Linked DNA regions of Homo sapiens: region 2 is linked to region 1. A link is a loop called in an ENCODE intact Hi-C map of the cell type or tissue named here. Cell type or tissue: B cell. All regions are shown on one strand. Each heading gives the region's core, and the rest is flanking DNA. Links, peaks and the distances in the headings are about the cores only. Region 1 holds the start of EIF1AY (eukaryotic translation initiation factor 1A Y-linked). Region 2 has its middle 16 kb from the start of RPS4Y2.

Evidence for each region. Hi-C counts contacts between places; a loop is a spot of excess contacts. Peaks named below come from ENCODE experiments on the same cell type or tissue, not always from the same donor. Only the 100,000 strongest peaks of a DNase experiment are listed, where the experiment ranks them.
Region 2: it touches region 1 in a loop (13-fold over the local background); 5 of 110 quality-filtered maps call a loop at or near these places.

Annotation. Positions count from the first base shown.
Region 1 is chrY:20,572,529-20,581,362 of GRCh38, forward strand. It overlaps EIF1AY (eukaryotic translation initiation factor 1A Y-linked), which reads left to right and starts at 3,248. Exons shown (of 7, transcript NM_004681.4): 1 at 3,248-3,359; 2 at 7,080-7,163. The coding sequence starts at 3,344. TTTY10 (testis expressed transcript, Y-linked 10) reads right to left here and starts at 2,987. Exons shown (of 10, transcript NR_197944.1): 1 at 2,578-2,987. In B cell, for the core only: a CTCF peak has its summit at 4,102; DNase peaks (open chromatin) are centred at 3,173 and 4,073.
Region 2 is chrY:20,735,976-20,744,809 of GRCh38, forward strand. It overlaps the pseudogene TBL1YP1. Among named protein-coding and RNA genes, the nearest start is that of RPS4Y2, 16 kb to the right of the region's middle. In B cell, for the core only: CTCF peaks have their summits at 4,857 (motif pointing left) and 5,057; a DNase peak (open chromatin) is centred at 4,846.

The sequences.
Region 1 (8,834 bases), core at 181-8,180:
GAACAGACTTCTGCCTGGACTTCCAGGCATTTCCATATATCTCTGAAATTTAGGCAGAAGTTCCCAAGGTTCAACTCTTGTCTTCTGTGCATCCATAGGCCTAATACCATTGGCCTAACTGCCAAGGCTTGGGGCTTGCACCCTCTGAAGCAAAGACCCAAGCTGTACTTTGGCCCCTTTGGGCCACAGCTGAGGCTGGAGAGGCTGGAATGAAGGGTGCCAAGTCCCAAAGCTGCACAGGGCAGCACGACTCTGTGCCCAGCCCAAAAAACTATTTTTCTTCCTAGGCCTCTGGGCCTGTGATGAGAAGAGCTCCCTTGAAGATCTCTGACATGCCCTAGAGTAATTTTCCCCATTGTCATAGCTATTAACATTAAGCTCCTCATTAGTTATACGAATTTCTGCAGTCAGCTTTAATTTCTCTCCAGAAAATGCTGGGTTTTTTCGTCTTTTCTATCACATGGTCAGGCTGCAAATTTTCCTAACATTTATGGTCTGTTTCCCTTCTAAACATAAGTTCCAATTTCAAATCATATCTCTCAAATTCAAAGTTCCATAGGGCAGGAGCAAACTACCACCATTTGCTGTGCTAAAGCACAGCATGTGTTTCCTTTACTCCAGTTCCCAAGAAGTTCCTCATTTCCATCTGATACCATCTCAGCCTAGACTTCATTCTCCATGTCACTACCAGTATTTTGGTTAAAAAATTCAAGTCTTTAGAAAGTGCCAAAATTTCCCACATAATCCTGTCTTCTTCTAGGCCCTTCAAACTGTTCCAACCTCCCCCCATTACCCAGTTCCAAAGTTGATTCCACATTTTCAGGTTTTCCACAATACCCCATTCCTGGTACCAATTCTCTGTATTAGTCTGTTATCACACTACTCCAAAAATACAACCTGAGACTCGGTAATTCATTAAGAAAGGATGTTTAATTGACTCACAGTTCTGCATGGTTGGGGAGGATTCAGGAAACTTAAAATCACTGTAGAAGGTGAAGGGGAAGAAAGACACATCTTATATGGAGGCAGGAAGCTGAGAGAGTGAAACTGCAGAACATTTTTAAAACCATCAGCTGTTGTGAGAACTCCCTCACTATCATCAGAACAGCATGGGGGTAACTGACATCATAATCCAATAGCTTTGCATCAGGTCCCTCCCTTAACACATGGGGATTATAATTCCAGATGAGATTTGGATGGAGACACAAAGCCAAAGCATATCAACAACACAGCAGTATTTATCTAATGGACCTAGGAACTATCTCTTTGAAACGTAAACATAAAGAGAGAAGGTGCCCCTCTGTTTCCAGTTTCAGTAAAAGGTAAGAACTTAACCTCAGTAGGTGCTTTTCTCTGAACTGCAAAACAACCTCTTGAGATTAAAAATATGAGAAGTCAGTTTCTCTTCTGATTAAAGACAATTAGCTATATAACATGTGGTCCCCTGTTACCATTGTAAACTAAGGGTATGTGACAAATGGTGCCGTTAAATTTTCTTTATTAAAGACTACTGATCAACCAGTAATTTCTTTTAAGAAAATTTGTCTATCTTGAAGACTACCTTGATGCTTAGCTATATAAAAGGCGAGATTTGTTTTTGACTTTGTAATCTCTTGGTTGATTTTCTACAATGTACATTAAATTCATATTTCATATTTTTAACAGTAAAACTGATTTCATTCTCTACTGTCTTTGTGGAGAGGACTTCTGGGTTCAGAGAAAATTTTATTTTTAATGTTATGGCTTCATCACTAGGCTTTTAAAAACAAAACCATGAAGACTTAAATTCCTTAAAACCAGTAGTGATGATCAGGGTACTACCACTTACCTTGCAGAAAAAAAGAAAGAAAAAAAAAGGATTAGGAGGATACTACACTATGTATATGATGGCCAATTATATGCCCAACAAGTAAGATAATTTAGAATAAATGAACAAAGTCCTGATACATACATACTATTTACCTTGCAGAAAGGGAAAAAAAAGGATTAGGAAGATACTATACTTTGTATATGATGGCCAATTATACGCCCAACAAGTTTTATAATTTAGAATAAATGAACAAATTTCTGGTACATACAAACTACCAGAACTGACTTGGGAATAAATACAGCACGAATTCATAATCCAAACTAAGGCCTAGGACCATTTAAAAAATTTACATCAATCCTCGAATGTGTCCAAAAACACAGAAGAAAAAGGGACACTACACAGTTCATTCTGTGAAGCCGGGATTATATTGATCCTAAAGTCAAAGTCATCACACGATACAAGCCAATATATCTTAACACAGATGCTAAGATTCTAAACATAATAGTACACACACAACAAATCCAGTAAATTAAATGATTGTATACCATAATCAAATGGAATTTGTCTTGAAATAATTTGACCTCCACAGCCAGTCCATTTGAGACATTCGGTTAAGCCATGATTTATTATAAGATTCAGATGCTTAGTCTCACTCCTTCCTATGTATATTTACTTTCCATTTCCTGTATATATTTACTGTCTACTTTTTGTCAGTATTCCGCTGGGTGCTAGCAATTGTAAGCAACAGATGCGGCCTCTGTACTTACATGCTTTACTGTGAGGTGGTGAGGTAGAGAAGATAAGACTGAAAAAAATAGGCCGGGCGCGGTGGCTCACTACTGCAATCCCAGGAATTTGGGCGGCAGAGGCGGGAGGATCACTAGGTCAGGGGTTTGAGAGCCTGGCCAACATGGTGAAACCCCATCTCTACTAAAAATACAAAAATTAGACGGGCAGATCGCGCCCCTGCACTCCAGCATGGGCAACAAGAGCGAAACTTCGTTGTCAAAAAAAAAAAAAAAAAAGAGAGAAAAGTGATAAACATTCTGAACATAGAGGGCCTTGTCCTAAGCCAGTCCTCCAAATTCACTGTATAAGAGTAAGGGCTCTCTTAAAATTTAGGCGTTTACAGTTAAATGACCCACGAACTTCTGAAACTGGAAGACCGTTTTTTAGCAAAGGAGAATACTCCAGGGCCCCGCCCATTTCATCCTTGACTCCACCTTCTCCATGCTGAGTCCCGCCCCGCTTCCTGTTTATTCATCCTGCAGCAAACTCTCCGGTATCCTGATGGAGTCTACTAGGTGTCAGTCATTTGGCCGTGCCTCAGCCGAAGAGAGGCGGGGAAAAGCATCGTAATCAGCTGCGTCGCCTTTTGGTGACGCCAGAGAGTGCGCGTCAGCAGTTTATTAGAGAGCTCTGTAGCCAGCCTCTTCTGCGCACCCACCTGCTGCATCTTAGTTCAGTCGGCTCTTAGAGTAGTAACCGCCAGAAAGGAGTCGGAAGAGGTCTCACGAGGCTGTCATCACCGCCATGCCCAAGAATAAAGGTACTGCTGTAAGCCTCTGGGACTATACCTCGGCTTGCTCTGCCAGTAACCCCGACGCCTGTTCCAGGCCGCAGTGACTGTTCTAACGGCGGTACTGGCCACTGCGACCCCAGCACTGTGTTCGGGAAAGGAGCTGGGAATGCCCTATTTGGTCACATTGGGGTGGGACAGACGCCATTTTTGTGGGGCCTCCTTCGGAAGATAGCGGGCTTTTGCTGCTGATTTCACGCCAGACGGAAAACGTATAGGTAGGGACGGTTGAGGGACCTTAACCGGACGGCCTGGCTTTCCAGAATAGGCACATGCAAACACTTCCCTGCTACTTTCCTGGAAGCGGTTCTTAACTTTGAAGACTTACCTATCTGGACAGTTAAAAGTATTGCTAAGGATACTCCCTTTTCCTTGTTAAACAGTGGGGAAGCCTTGAAGCATGTTTAGGTTCATTTCTGGCGTTTTACTCTACCCCATCCCTTTATAGAGTGTAACATTCTTTTGCAGAAGATTTGTTACCTATTTAGGCAGGTTTTCAACTTCCGTATCCGATAAATATTGTGGGAGTAAAGATATCAACGTTCCCTTCATTCTGAGGCTAAACTTTCACACGAAACTTAGACTTGAAAATAAGTTTACTCACAGCTTCTAAAGTAGGAGGTCTAACCTCGGTAGAACCCTTTCTCAGTCATTTCTGAAAGAAATTCTCGTTTTTATACACCTGAGGTAATCTCTCACTTTTAGTGCCCTTGTAATTGCTTGAAGAAAACTGTAGGTGGAAACAAAATATTATTTTCCACAGGAGGGGACCATGTTTTATAGTCCACAAAAACTCTGTTTAGATTATTCCTTCCTGGGACCCAGACCAATTTGTCTTCTTTTTACTTGCCTGTTGGCAGCATGGAATCTGTTTCATTTTCTCTTTTTAGCTGTCACGACACACAGCTCTTGAGGTACTTGGTGACAGTACAGTGCAGTCTTTCCTGGGCATTACTCTTTGCTCTCCCGAAAACCCACTAACGGGTTGTGTGTATAATAAGGTTTTATTTTATTTTATTTTATTTTTTACTGCAAAATTATTGGAGGATAAAGTGTATTCTGGGAGAAGTCTAATTAGAAAGAGTTAGCAAAGGCTTATGCTTTTTCACTAACATTTTCTCAGATGGTACTGAACAACTTCAGTAGGTATCTTGTTCTCACCTTTATTTCTAGTGATGAGATTCCCAGTTCTCTAAGCCATCAGCTCTAAAGATCAGAGTATCTCCCTTTGCAAAATGTCCATTAAATCTTTGCTGATGTTATTATCCCTGTACCTGACTCTATCCTTAAATAGTAAGGCTTCCTTTATTCTTGTAGGGTAGAACTTTTAAACTGAGTGATGCCTAAAAATGTTCTCAATAAAGAGAGTATCTCCAAAACACGTCGGATTTGTTTAAAGAGGAAGTGTGGATTTTTTGATCTTAGAAAGGAAACGAGATAAAATATTAAACGACTTTAATTTTTGTATGATCATGCCTAGCCTCATTCCTCTAAAATATAATTTAAAGTGGATTCTGTTACATGGTATCACAATAGAAGGGGAATGATCAGGGTTTGGTTAATCCTGGTAAATTGAAAACAATTTTTTTTTTATCATATGTGCCTCAGAAGGCACACAAAAGAAGTATAGTGGCCGGGCGCGGTGGCTCACGCGTGTAATCCCAGCACCTTGGAGGCCAAGGCGGGTGGATCACGGGGTCAGGAGATCGTGACCATCCAGGCTAACATGGTGAAACCCCCTCTCTACTAAAAATACAAAAAAAATTAGCCGGCCGTGGGGAGGCTGAGGCAGGAGAATGGCGTGAACCCGGGAGGCGGAGCTTGCAGTGAGCCCAGACCGCGCCACTGCACTCCAGCCTAGGCGACTGAGCAAGACTACGTCCAGCCTAGGCGACTGAGCAAGACTACGTCTCAAAAAAAAAAAAAAAAAAAAAAAAGAAGTATAGTAATACAGTGAACTCCTAGAAATCCATACCTCTAGGAATTATAACCTAGATTCATTAAAGTCCTCTGTTACCCTTCCCAAATTTATTTTTCTTAAGATAATACCCATCCTGAATTGAATGTTTTTATTGTTGTGTAAAATTAGTGTTATCTTCTGGGCTACTTACTTGAGGGATACTTTTGAAGACCCCTAAATATTATGAGATGAGACTTACTAATGTAGAAATAAAACTTGCTCATTTGGTTTTCTGTGTCTTTTTTGTTGTTGTTTTTTTCGTTTGAAAATCCAGATGCCTGTCAGTATTGTCGTGGTGAGGTTTATCCAAATAAACATGTAAATGAGCATGGGCCATATGTGGAATTACTTTTTCTTTGCATGCATTAAGCTGGTATTCTACAAAAATCTTAGAAACCCATCCTCACATCAGGAAAAGGGCATCCTTTGGCCTATACTTGTGAAGAGCTAGAGTAAGGTGCTCCCCACCTTTGAGATTGCTAAAGTTGTCATTCTTTTGGAAATTTATGAGCTAATCATCATTTAGTCATTTGAAAAGCTGCCAAACTTTTGTAAAACCCAGTAAGGAAAGCAGGTATGATCTTTGTCCTGACGCAGCTAAGTTCAGGCACGATTAATTGCTCGAAATATAGAATGTGTTTTCCTTTGTAGAAATTTAGTTTTGGCATGCCCTAAAATGCATCAGAATCTGGATAAATCACAGAGTTCTGGAAGCCCAATTGTCTTCTATAGTGGCACAGAACAATGTGAGACTGCCCCAGAGGTAGTGGGTGAATTCAAGAAGTTAGATGTCTGGCTTTATGGTGGCCAGGTATATGTTTTATTCTATTTGCAGTGTTAACATTTTTATTCAAATTCTTCAATCGATCCCTTAATATTACTGTAATTTGTAGCCTTTCTCCCTCCTTTTGGAAACGGCCGCTACTTTGGTTTACGTTCTCTAATGGGGATACAATGTTATGGAGAAGTACCCCAGTCCCTTGATAATTCAATAGAAAATATCACAAGGAAATACTCTGGATGTGTTTAGTAATAAGCAAAAACTTAAAAATAGAGTGAAACATGATGGCAGTTGAAACAGTTATCAAAAGTCTAAGGAAGTGTGTATGTAAACTTTAAACTAGAAATTATATTTCTATTCATTTATCTTGTGAAATTTGTTTGTAGAATAATATTCAATGCAGCATTATATAATAAAATTAAAACATTGGAAGAAATTAAATTATTAAGTATACTTTAACCATTAAAATGTTGGTCCAGATCTGCAGTTATTGAAATGAAAATGAATATTCAGGACAAATTATTTAGTGTAGTTAAAATATGCTGTAGAAGAAAATGAATGAAGTCCTGTTTTTATTTGGAAAGCGTGAACAAAATATTCATAATAGTTATCTTTGGGTGATAAAATGTTTCTATTATATAGTTTCATATAAGATGTATTCTTATTTCAGAAGTATCCAAACAAATGTCCAAGAAGGATAGTATTGATATATATCGGGTAAAAGACTTAAAGAGAACCTTTGACAGGTCCTGTTAATGAGGTAATATTAATGTTGTAATGTAAATAAATTTAAACACATTTATTATGTGTTTAAATGATATATTTTTAATTTTCCTGCAAGTGGTTTCAAAAACACACTTCAAAAGCCTTATTTTGTTTTATAGTTTAGTTTATATGATATTATGTAGATTTTTACATTAATTTTTTATCTACTCTTTTAATTAATTAGGTAAAGGAGGTAAAAACAGGCGCAGGGGTAAAAATGAGAATGAATCTGAAAAAAGAGAGTTGGTGTTTAAAGAGGATGGACAAGGTAAGACTTTTCAACTTAGGCTTCTTTCATTAATATGTTTTGTTGTTGCTGTTAATATAAATTTCAGTCTTTCTCCTAAAGGAATCTTAATCATTATCCTGAGCCGTTGTCCCTGTGTTTCCATTTCTCTTTTCCTCATTTCTCATCATCTACATTTCTCCTGTACTTGTTCATTAAATAATGATTCCTTGGATATACCAAGTCTGGATAGCGGATTCGATGGAAGCATTTTTGTAAATATACGTTCAGTATTTTGTGTGGAAGAACACAATCTAGCTGATGCCTGCAATCCCAGCCCTTTGGAAAGCGAGGTGGGTGGATTGCTTGAAGCTACGAGTTTGACACTAGCCTGGGCAACAGGGTACAACCGTGTCTCTACAAAAAAAAAAAAAAAAATTAATGGGGCATGGTGTTACACAACTGGAGTCCCAAGTTCTCTGGAGGATGAGGGGAGAGGATAATTTGAACCCAGGAGGTCTAATCTACAGGGAACTGTGAGGGTGCCACTGTATTCAGCCTGGGTGACAGAGCAAGACCCTGTCTCAAAAAAATACAAAAGTTCAGAGCAAATTAAGCATAGACTGTGATCATTAAATATTCCATACATTGGTAATGAGTAATGTTGTACACTATTAGACCATGGTTATTTATGAGGATAAAACCTCAAAACCTTTTTGAACCACAAGTTCTTCAATGCAGCTAGCACATAATCATAAAATGTAATACAATTCTAATAATTGACTAACCCCTTGAATTGATAAACGATGTACAGACTAACATACAAAAAAAAAATAAAGTAAATTTATTGGGCCACTTGCTTTTTTTCTTCTTTTTTTTCTTTAAGTGATGAACTTAAGAAAAATTTGTGATATTAGTACACAAAAAAGTTGCATGTATTCTTCACCTAGATTCACCAATTTTTAACCTTTTACATCTTTTACTTTATTTCTATCTCTGAGTATCTGCATGTATACACGTTTTTCTAACTATTTTGAATTTTTATACAGATAACTAGTAACATGAATTTACAGACTTTAGCGCTAAATACTTCAGCATATGTCTCCCAAGATGAAGCACTTCTCCTTTACTAACTACAAACAACATATTTAACTTTAATGTAATACTGTTATCTGCTTTATACCATGCTGTTACAAATAGGTAACCACTAACCGCATGTGACTATGTAGATTAATTTAACTTACAATTTAGATATGTAATAGTTCCATCACAGGCAAGTTTTCCTGAAGAGTGCTAACCTCATAGGTAATCTATATTCAAATTTCTTCACGTTTAATTATTTTCACCATGAATACATTTATTGTTTAATAATTTATAAGAACAGCTAGGTATGTTTCTATAGAATTTTTGGTTGTCATTTATGTTCTAAACAGAAGCCACTAAAAAATCAACATCTTTTAATTATATGAAACATATTTTCTGGCAAAAGACGTTTATTTAGCCTTCATCTTTTTCACTTCTAATATATGTTGACTTTACTTTCAGGACCAGTTTTTTAATTTTCATTCTCATTTTGTTTTTATTTTTCTCCATGTTTCAAAAGTGCTTAATGATAAGCTGAGCTCACTGGATTTTTGTAAAATGGATCAGTTGCCACATATATAACCCCTCAATGTAGCTTTTTTTTGTTTGTTTTTTTTGAGGCGGAGTCTG
Region 2 (8,834 bases), core at 408-8,407, 160 kb after region 1:
ACGTCTGTCATTCCACATGGTACCACAGCAGGGACTCTTCCTCATATAGGCAGTGCAGAGAGTGAGGGAGACCCAGGGAAGACACTGTTTCTGCCCTGCTGCCCTGGAGAGGAAGAGAATCTCCTCTGTGGCCACTCCTGCACAGCTTGGGACCTTCATCAAACACACCTCTTAGGGCTGCCAGTGAAATTAGTTTTTGGTGTTGCTTTAATTGAACACCATTGATGAGGCAGAAGGTGCTAAGACAAATAGCTCCAAATGCAGGCAGTACATGGACTACCTCATTCAGGAAGTGTTTTTCACCCCAAAAGGGAAACTCTGAAGCTGCAGCAAACTGTGATCACACCACTGCACTTCAGCCTAGGCAATAGAGTGAGATCTCTTTAAGTTAATTTTTTAAAAAGGAAATTTGAGAACTAAGAAATATAATGTCAGCATTGAAAATGTTAGTAGGTAGGTGTATTGGGCTGTTCTTGGATTACTATAAAGAAATACCTGAGACTGGATAATTTATAAGAGGTTTAATTGGTTCAAAGTCCTGAAGCTGTACAGAAAGCATCTGCTTCTGGGCATGCCTCAGAAAGCTTACAACAATGACAGAAGGTGAAAGGCAAGCAGGAGTCTCACATGGCTAAAGCAGGGGCAAGAGACATGAGGGATCTGCCTCCATAATCCAGACACCTCCCACCAGGGCCCACCTCCAGCACTGGGAATTATAATTCAACCTGAGATTTGGGTGGGGTAAAATATCCAACCACATCAGTGGGTTTAACAGCCTGGGACAATATCAGACAGCCTAAAAGATATGTGCATAATGGGGAAAGAAGAAAGAATGAAGCAGAAAAATCATTTGAGGTAAAAATGACCAATTTGTTTCTATATTTGGTGGAAAACATCATCATTTAATTTGAGAAGTTCAGGAAATCCTAAGAGGAATAAATATAAAAAGAACCATACCTACCCACCTAGGCATGTGGTATAAAACATCAAAATCAATGACAAAAGAAATCCTAAAAGTAAGCAGAGGCTGAAAATGTTCCCACTATATACTGGGGAACAACAATATGAACAACAACAAACTTAACAAATTCTTCAGTATGGACTCTGAGGCTCTTTCTGGTCTTTCATCAAATCTCTCTCAAATTCTCCAATTTCTATGATCTCTACCTTACTTCTGCAATTGCCAGTATACTGTTAAACCATTTATTAGCCTTGACCTCCTGGGCTAGTGTCCAAAAATGCCCTGTGCCTCTGTCCTCCTAAAGGCAGGTGCAGCCAAGCACCTCAATCTGTGCTAAGATCTTCCTGGAACACTCCCTGACTTAGACTCTCACAGCAGCCCTCACTCTGACACATATGCTTCTCCACCCTCCAGGCCCATTTATGTGTCCTCTGCACACCCTGTGGAAGATTCATGGCACCTCCTGAGCTCCCACTGCCCTTGTGAATGCCACACACCTGATAGTGGCTGCTGGCCTGTATGCCTGCCTCTTCCAGAAAATATAGAGCACATCAACAGTGAGCCCAGGAGGGCTCACGGTGTCTCAACTTTTTCTCACCAGCGACTAGAATATCTTTCCATGGTTGGTGTAGTCCCCTGTTAAAGCAGGAAAGGATGATCACAGTCCCTGTAGATTTGTCATCATGCCAGTAACTTAAATGATGTAAATTCTTTTGTCCTCATTCCCCTACTGCCCACCTCTCCCTGCCCCTGTCCCAAGGGTCCCCACCCCAAAGGAAGGCACTTTTAGAGTACAGGAACATATTGTCCTGTTAATATCTCCTTGCTCCAAAGTGACTCTCTTTTACTGGTCTAAACTTATCTCCCCTAACCCTGGACTAGTCTCAGTTTTTATTTTTGTTTTTGTTTGTTTGTTTGCTTTGGGATGGAGTCTCACTTTGTTGGCCAGGCTGGAGTGCAGTGGCATGATCTTGGCTCACTGACTGCAAGCTCTGCATCCCAGATTCACGCCATTCTCCTGCCTCAGCCTCCCAAGTAGCTGGGACTATAGGTGCCCACCACCACACCCGGCTAATTTTTTTGTACTTTTAGTAGAGACGGGTTTTCACCGTGTTAGCCAGGATGGTCTCAGTCTCCTGGCCTCATTATCTGCCCACCTCAGCCCCCCAAAGTGCTGGGATTACAGGCATGAGCCACTGCACCCAGCCTATCCTCAAGGTTTTAATAGAGCTGCACACAGTATCCTTGGTTCCCAGCTGTCCTGCCCTGGACCTTGCCATCAGCATGGGACTTAGCCCTTTAAGTGGGTCTTACTGTGGCCAATGGCCCTAAACAAAGCTCCAGGTCAGTGGGGTTGAGTGGAGACCCATGAGCCAACTCTGGAGGCCACCCAGGAACTGGGACTTGGATTGGAGGCTGTAGGATCAACTCTCAGGAAAAAATTTGTTCCTTTATATGGGTTTGGATACAGAGAGGCCAAGGTGACCGGCTCCACATTCTGGGCCGATGGGTTTTCCTTTCCACAGCTGCAGTGAGAGCCTCCCTTGCTAGCCTAGCACCCACACTGACACTCACACATACTGAAGTATGCTCACACTCTCTCAGCTCCCTCTTCCGTGGACCCCTCCAGCCTCCCTGGTCTCTCCGGGCAGTCTGCTCCTGGCACAAACATTCGTGCTCACAGGCACCTAAGCATGTTCTCATCTCCCTCTTCAGCAGGCCCCTTCTGCCCTCCCTGGGCTCTTCTGGCAGGCTGCTCCTGGGTCATATATCCACGTTCATAGACACCTAAGCCTGCTCACACTCTCAACCTCTTCTCCAACCGGTCTGCTCCACCCTTTCCAGATTCTCCCAGCAGCCTTCTGGAACAGACATCCATGCTCATAGACACATAAGCATGCTCACAGCCCCCTTTTCAATAGGCCTTGTCTGCCCTCCTGGCCATCCCAGCAGTCTGCTCCTGGAAGACACATCCATTCTCATAGACACCTTTGCGGGCTCACACTCTGTCAGGCCCCTCTTCAGCCAGCCCCCTCCACCCTCCATGGGATTTCACAGCAGCCTGTTCCTTGGCCATCATGCTTCTTCCTCCATTTCCTGGGCCACCTATACCACAAAGAACACACAGGTGGCTTGTCACTGTCCTGTTCACACCCTTCAAAACTCAGTGTCCTTAGAAAGCAGAGTGACCATACAGTTTATCATCCAAACTGGAGCCCTCAGGAGTTTGAAAATATTTAGAAAATTAATTTTCCTTGTGAAATTAGTTAATTGGTAGGCCAGGACGATAGGCATCAGATAGTGGGAGTGTATGGGGCATATGGAACCCTATTGTCACTCCTTAGGAAGGATCTTGCCCCATTTCTCCTGTGCAGGCTGTTCCCCAGCTAAGCCTTTGCTGCAAGTGGTTCACTTATATGTGTCTGTTTCAGTGTGTCCTTTTCTGCCTTGGTCCCTGATGACTTTGAACTTTATCTTCCACGGTTTAGCCTCAGAGTGTCCAAGTGTCCGGACCTGTAGGTTCCAGTGCTCACCCTGCGCTTTTATATATCTGGTTGTTTGCAGTGGATCAGGAGCCCCTGGCCAGGATTTTGCCGGTGTTGTTTGTTTCTGCTGCTCAGCACTTGCCTTTCATTTCCTTTGCACGTGTGTATCTGTCTGTGTGCATTTTGGTCACCTGTCTTCCATCTAAGTCAGCCCTTACCCAGCTTGAACTCCACAAGAGCTGAGGCTTCACTTCTTGAGTTTATCCCTCCCTCCATTTCCACTCACCTTCAGGGACAAATGCCTTGTAAAGGGTGTAGGCGTGGGAAGGAATTGTTGGATTAAAAGTGCACAGAACTGGCTGGGCGCAGTGGCTCATGCCTGGAATCCCAGCACTTTGGAAGGCCGAGGCAGGTGGATCATCTGAGGTCAGGAGTTCAAGACAAGCCTTACTAACATGGAGAAACCCTGTCTCTACTAAAAACACAAAATTAGCTGGGTGTGGTGGCCCATGCCTGTCATCCCAGCTACTCGGGAGGCTAAGGCAGGAGAATCGCCTGACCCTGGGAGATAAGAGGTTGTGGTGAGCAGAGATCATGCCATTGCATTCCAGAATGGGCAACAAGAGCAAAACTCAACCTCAAGAAAACAAAAACAAAAACAAATAAATGCATAGGAGACCTGACATGGTGGCACATTCCTATAATCCCAGTACTTTGAGAGGCCAAGGCCAGAGGGTTGCTTGAGCCTGGGAATTCAAGACTCAAGACCAGCTTGGGAAACCCTATCTAGATAAAAATGCAAAAAAAAAAAAAAAAATTAGCTGGACGTGGTGGTGTCTGCATTTCATCCCAGACATCTTAGAGGTAGGGATGGGAAGACAGCTTGAGCCCAGCAGCCTGGCAGTTCAAGACTACTTTCTGCAACCTATCTCTATCAAAAGAGAAAAAAAAATTAGCTGGGCCTGGTAGTGCCTGCCTTTAGTCCCAGCAATTTGGGAGGTTGAGGCAGGAGGATTGCTTGAGTTCAGGAGGTAAGGCTGCAGTGAGCTAGGATCAAGCCACTGAACACAAACCTGAGCAACAGCAAAACCCTCCCTCAAAAATAAAATAAAAATAAAGAATGCTTAGGAAAGTAATTTTCAAAGCCCAGTTTTTTAAATAACTGGTTTTATTTGCTGCGTTTTAAGATACATGAATTATTCACTTGCCTTCCTTCCTTGCAGGGATGTTTTCTTCTTAAAGAAATATGGATGAGAGTGGCTGGTGATGTGTGGGATATGGATGTGGTTTTATATAAACAAAAAAGGCAAAGTGAGAAAAAGAGGAAACTAGAAGGCTGGTTGGGCTGTGCTCTTCGATTTCAGGCTGAAGCCAAAGGACTTCTGCAGCAATGGTGCTGCGCTGCTGTCCCCTGCTGGAAGGTGACCTCATCTACTCACAGGCCCTGATGTCTTTTTCAGATTCTGCTTTCTTTGAGAATGAGGTCAACATATCAAATGGGATCCTTCTGGAATGTTGCTGGCATCCTGCTCTGATGACATGACATTGAAGGTAGCGTTGGCATCGCAAGGAGTGGGCTGTTTATCCCAGACAAACCCTGGCACTCGACGCCAATCTCATGGTCATTCTTCCATGAGGATTATCTGTTACTGACCAGGGTGAGCTTTATTTGTTACTGGCCAGGCTCCCTTCCTCTGTTATCCAATGAACTCCGATTTCTCAGTGGGGTCCCGGTGAGAATCCAAGCCTTCCTGCTGGCTTTCTCACCACTGCGTACAACCCCGCCGTGGGCCAGCAGCCTTACGTGTGCACCCCAGAGGAATTATGCCACATCATTCCCGGGTGCAGGAATGGCTTTTGCTCCTGTTGTGGCCGGTGTGTCCTGTAGATCTGGAGTATGAAGCAGGACGCATGCATCCACGATCTTTAGGCTCACAGCCAAGAGATCTATACCATCAAGTGGAGCCCCACCGGGCCTCTGCCAGCAAGCCAAAACCTACATCACGTTGGCAAAGTAAGGGCAGGCAGCACAATTGATAAAGCTCTGCCCTACATAACGACGATGGGAAATTTTGCTAAATTGTGTCCATGCGCCTGTGTTCAAGCCCTTCAGAGGAAACAAAGTGGTAGCTCACTTTGAAGGGGCCAAAACCATCCTGCCTTTGAGATAACCATGGTTTTGGCCCAGGTGCGGTGGCTCACGCCTGCAATCCCAACACTGTGGGAGGCCGAGGTGGGTGGATCACCTGAGGTTAGGAGTTCGAGACCAGCCTGCCCAACATGGCGAAACCCTGTTTCTACTAAAAACATAAAAATTAACTGGGTGTGTTGGAGCATACGTGAATTCCCAGCTATTTGGAAGGCTGAGGTAAGAGAATCTCTTGAACCCAGGAGGCAGAGGGTGCAGTGCACACCATTGCACTCCATCCTGGGCAACAAGAGCAAAATTCTGTCTCAAAAAACAATAATTCCTGTTGCTTGAAGAATGTGTGTGTGTGTGTTTGTGTATATATGTGTGTGTGTGTATATATATATATACATAGAGAGAGAGAGAGAGAGAGAGAGAGAAGCGGGGGAAGGTGTCTCACCTTGTTGCCCAGGCTGGTTTCCAACTCCCGGCCTCAAAGGAGCCTCCCACCTCACCTTTCAAAGCACCAAGATTGCAGATGTGGTCCACCATGCCTGGCCTAAAAAAACTTTTTATATGTTTATTCTTAACTTAATTTGCCATTTTTCCAAATATGGTTCTCTGCATTAATTTAGTAATAATAGCTATTGTGTTTAAAATTGTAGGACCATTTTTGGCCAGGTGTGGTGGCTCATGCCTGTAATCTCAGCACTTTGAGAGGCCAAGACGGGCAGATCACAAAGTCAAGAGACCAAGACCATCTGCGCCAATGTGGTAAAACCCTGTCCCTACTAAAACACAAAAAATTAGCTGGGCATGGGGTGCGCACCTGTAGTCCCAGTTACTTGGGAGGCTGAGGCAGGGGAATCACTTGAACCTGGGAGATGGAGACTGCAGTGAGCTGAGATCTCACCAGTGCACTCCAGCCTGGCAACAGAGCAAGACTTCATCTTAAAAAATTGTAGGACCATTTTAATTAATTTGGTTAATATTCTTCAAAAATATTAACCATTCATATGTATAGAAAGTGCACAAAAATTAATGTGTATATATCAATTTGTTTCCCTAGTAAAAACATCAAAACTTTTGTATGTTTGTTTAATGACTATGGCTTTGTTTTTAATACATTTTAGAAGAGACAAAGCTCCTCAGATTATTATCTTTTGAAACATAAACGTTGGGAAAGACAACTCCTGGAGATCCAACGACACACGTTATGGAGAACTTTTTAAAACTGCCATATGTATGTGATTTTGCTTTTCCTCCCACCTTACTAGTGCTTCATTCAATTTTGCATTGAAACTGTGGGATGTGGAGCCAGGCATCTGAACCCACATGCTCAAGAAACATGATTCACCTCTGCAAAGGAGGGAATCAGATATGCATTTATCTCAGTGAGCAGAGAGGTGACTGAATAGAATGAGAGGCAGGTTTGCCCTAAGAAGTTCCCAGCTTGACTCTTCTCTTTAGTTTAGTGAGTTGGGGGCCCCAAGATTTATCTTCCTTTCACAGATCCAAGTGTGCTTGTGGCCATCACCATGACCTGGAGTTTTGCAGTGGCCAAATCCCAAATGCAGGTCTTGAATTGGCAAATGAAGACTCAGTGTTAAGCGAGTTATTGTCACATTTAGGGAAAATATGTATCCCATCTCCTAGTGTTGTCTGGAATTCATCCTGCTCATTTTCATTTTTCTCTTTACTTCTTGCCAAGTAGAGCAAGTGTGTTCCCAGGAGGTGAATTTGGGCACCCTGAGTGGTAGTGCAGAACCCTGGAATGCTCCAGGAAGAACTGCGTGGGAACTGGGCAGATATCAAACCATGTGGCAGAGTTCCCTGGGATAAATGCAGGCATGGCAGGCAGCTTTGGTGGCTCCCTGAAGAATGCCAGTGGCAAATGACTAGCTTTAAAGAGGTTTCTTTTTGCTGTACAGCAGGGGTCCCCAACCTCTGGGGAACCAGCTGCACAGCAGGAGGTGCATAGGAAGCAATGCATCTTTACCACCTGAGCTCTGCTGCCTGTCACATCAGTGGTGGGGTTAAATTCTCATGGGACCAGGAACTCTATTGTGAACTGTGCATGTGAGGAATCTAGGGGGCGTGCTCCTTAGGAAAATCTAACTCTTGCAAAATTGCCCTTGTTTGATGAGATGAATGCGCAGGAATTTTGTCATGGTAGAAAAGGACCCTCTGGTCAAATTTTTTTCTGGGCATTTTTTGTGCTAAAGGTTTGACTTTCTCAAAACCGCTTTCCTAATACAGATGCTTTCATTCTTTGGCCCTCCTGCAAGAAAAAATGCCTTGAGCATTAAAAAACAAAGAAACAAAAACTGTTGTCATGACCTACTGCCCAGTCTGCTTTTGCTTTGCTTTCACTAGACCCCTTGGTAGACATTGCTTTGATTGTGCTTTGCCTTCAGGATTGTTACAGTAGGTAGTCAGACATGAGTATGGCAGGAAAAGGTCTCCCTCCCCAGGAATGCGACGTGACCATCAAGTGATTGTCAGATGGTTGGTAAACTGACCCTCCTTTAGGAACACTTGACTGGTAAGGGAGGAGACTGCCTCAAATGAGCATAGATACAACTCCAAGAAACACATTGCAGATATGGCCCCTCCCAAAGCTAACAGGCCACTGTGCAAGCAGACAGTGTGCCCCAAGAGAAGAATCATGGAAGAAGGGATGCAAGACCACAGAAACCATGCCAACATATAAGACCCCAGGTCAAGGGCTAAACAGTGCACTTCTTCTCTTAAGTTGCCTGCTTGGTGCTCTTCCAAGTGTACTTTACTGTGTTTCATTCCTGGTTCTAAAGACTTTTAATAAACTTTCCCTCTTGCTCTGAACCATGCCTCAGACTGTCACTCTGCCTTATGCCTCTCAGCGGAAATCTTTCCTCTGAGGAGGCACAAAGTGAGGTTCCTTCAGAACTGTGTGGATTTACAACACTGCTAACATGAGGAGGTTTGGGGGTTCACTCCAGGACACACTTCCTCGAGGAGGAAGTAGGCACTCAACTCTTTACCAGCCCCAGCCCAGAAGTCTTTTCCAAGGATGCTGTCAAGGGCTTCATTCCTGTTATCCTTTTCTAACCATTGCCCTTAACTGATTTCCTGTGCTGCACTCCCCGTTTTCTTTCTTGAGAAAAGACGATAGCCAAGTGCATTATGGGACTGGAGCCTCTTCAGTCTGCACTCAGTCCCTTCCCTCTCCTCTTTCCTCTCCCGTTCCTCACACACCTCCGTAGACCTCCAAGGGCAC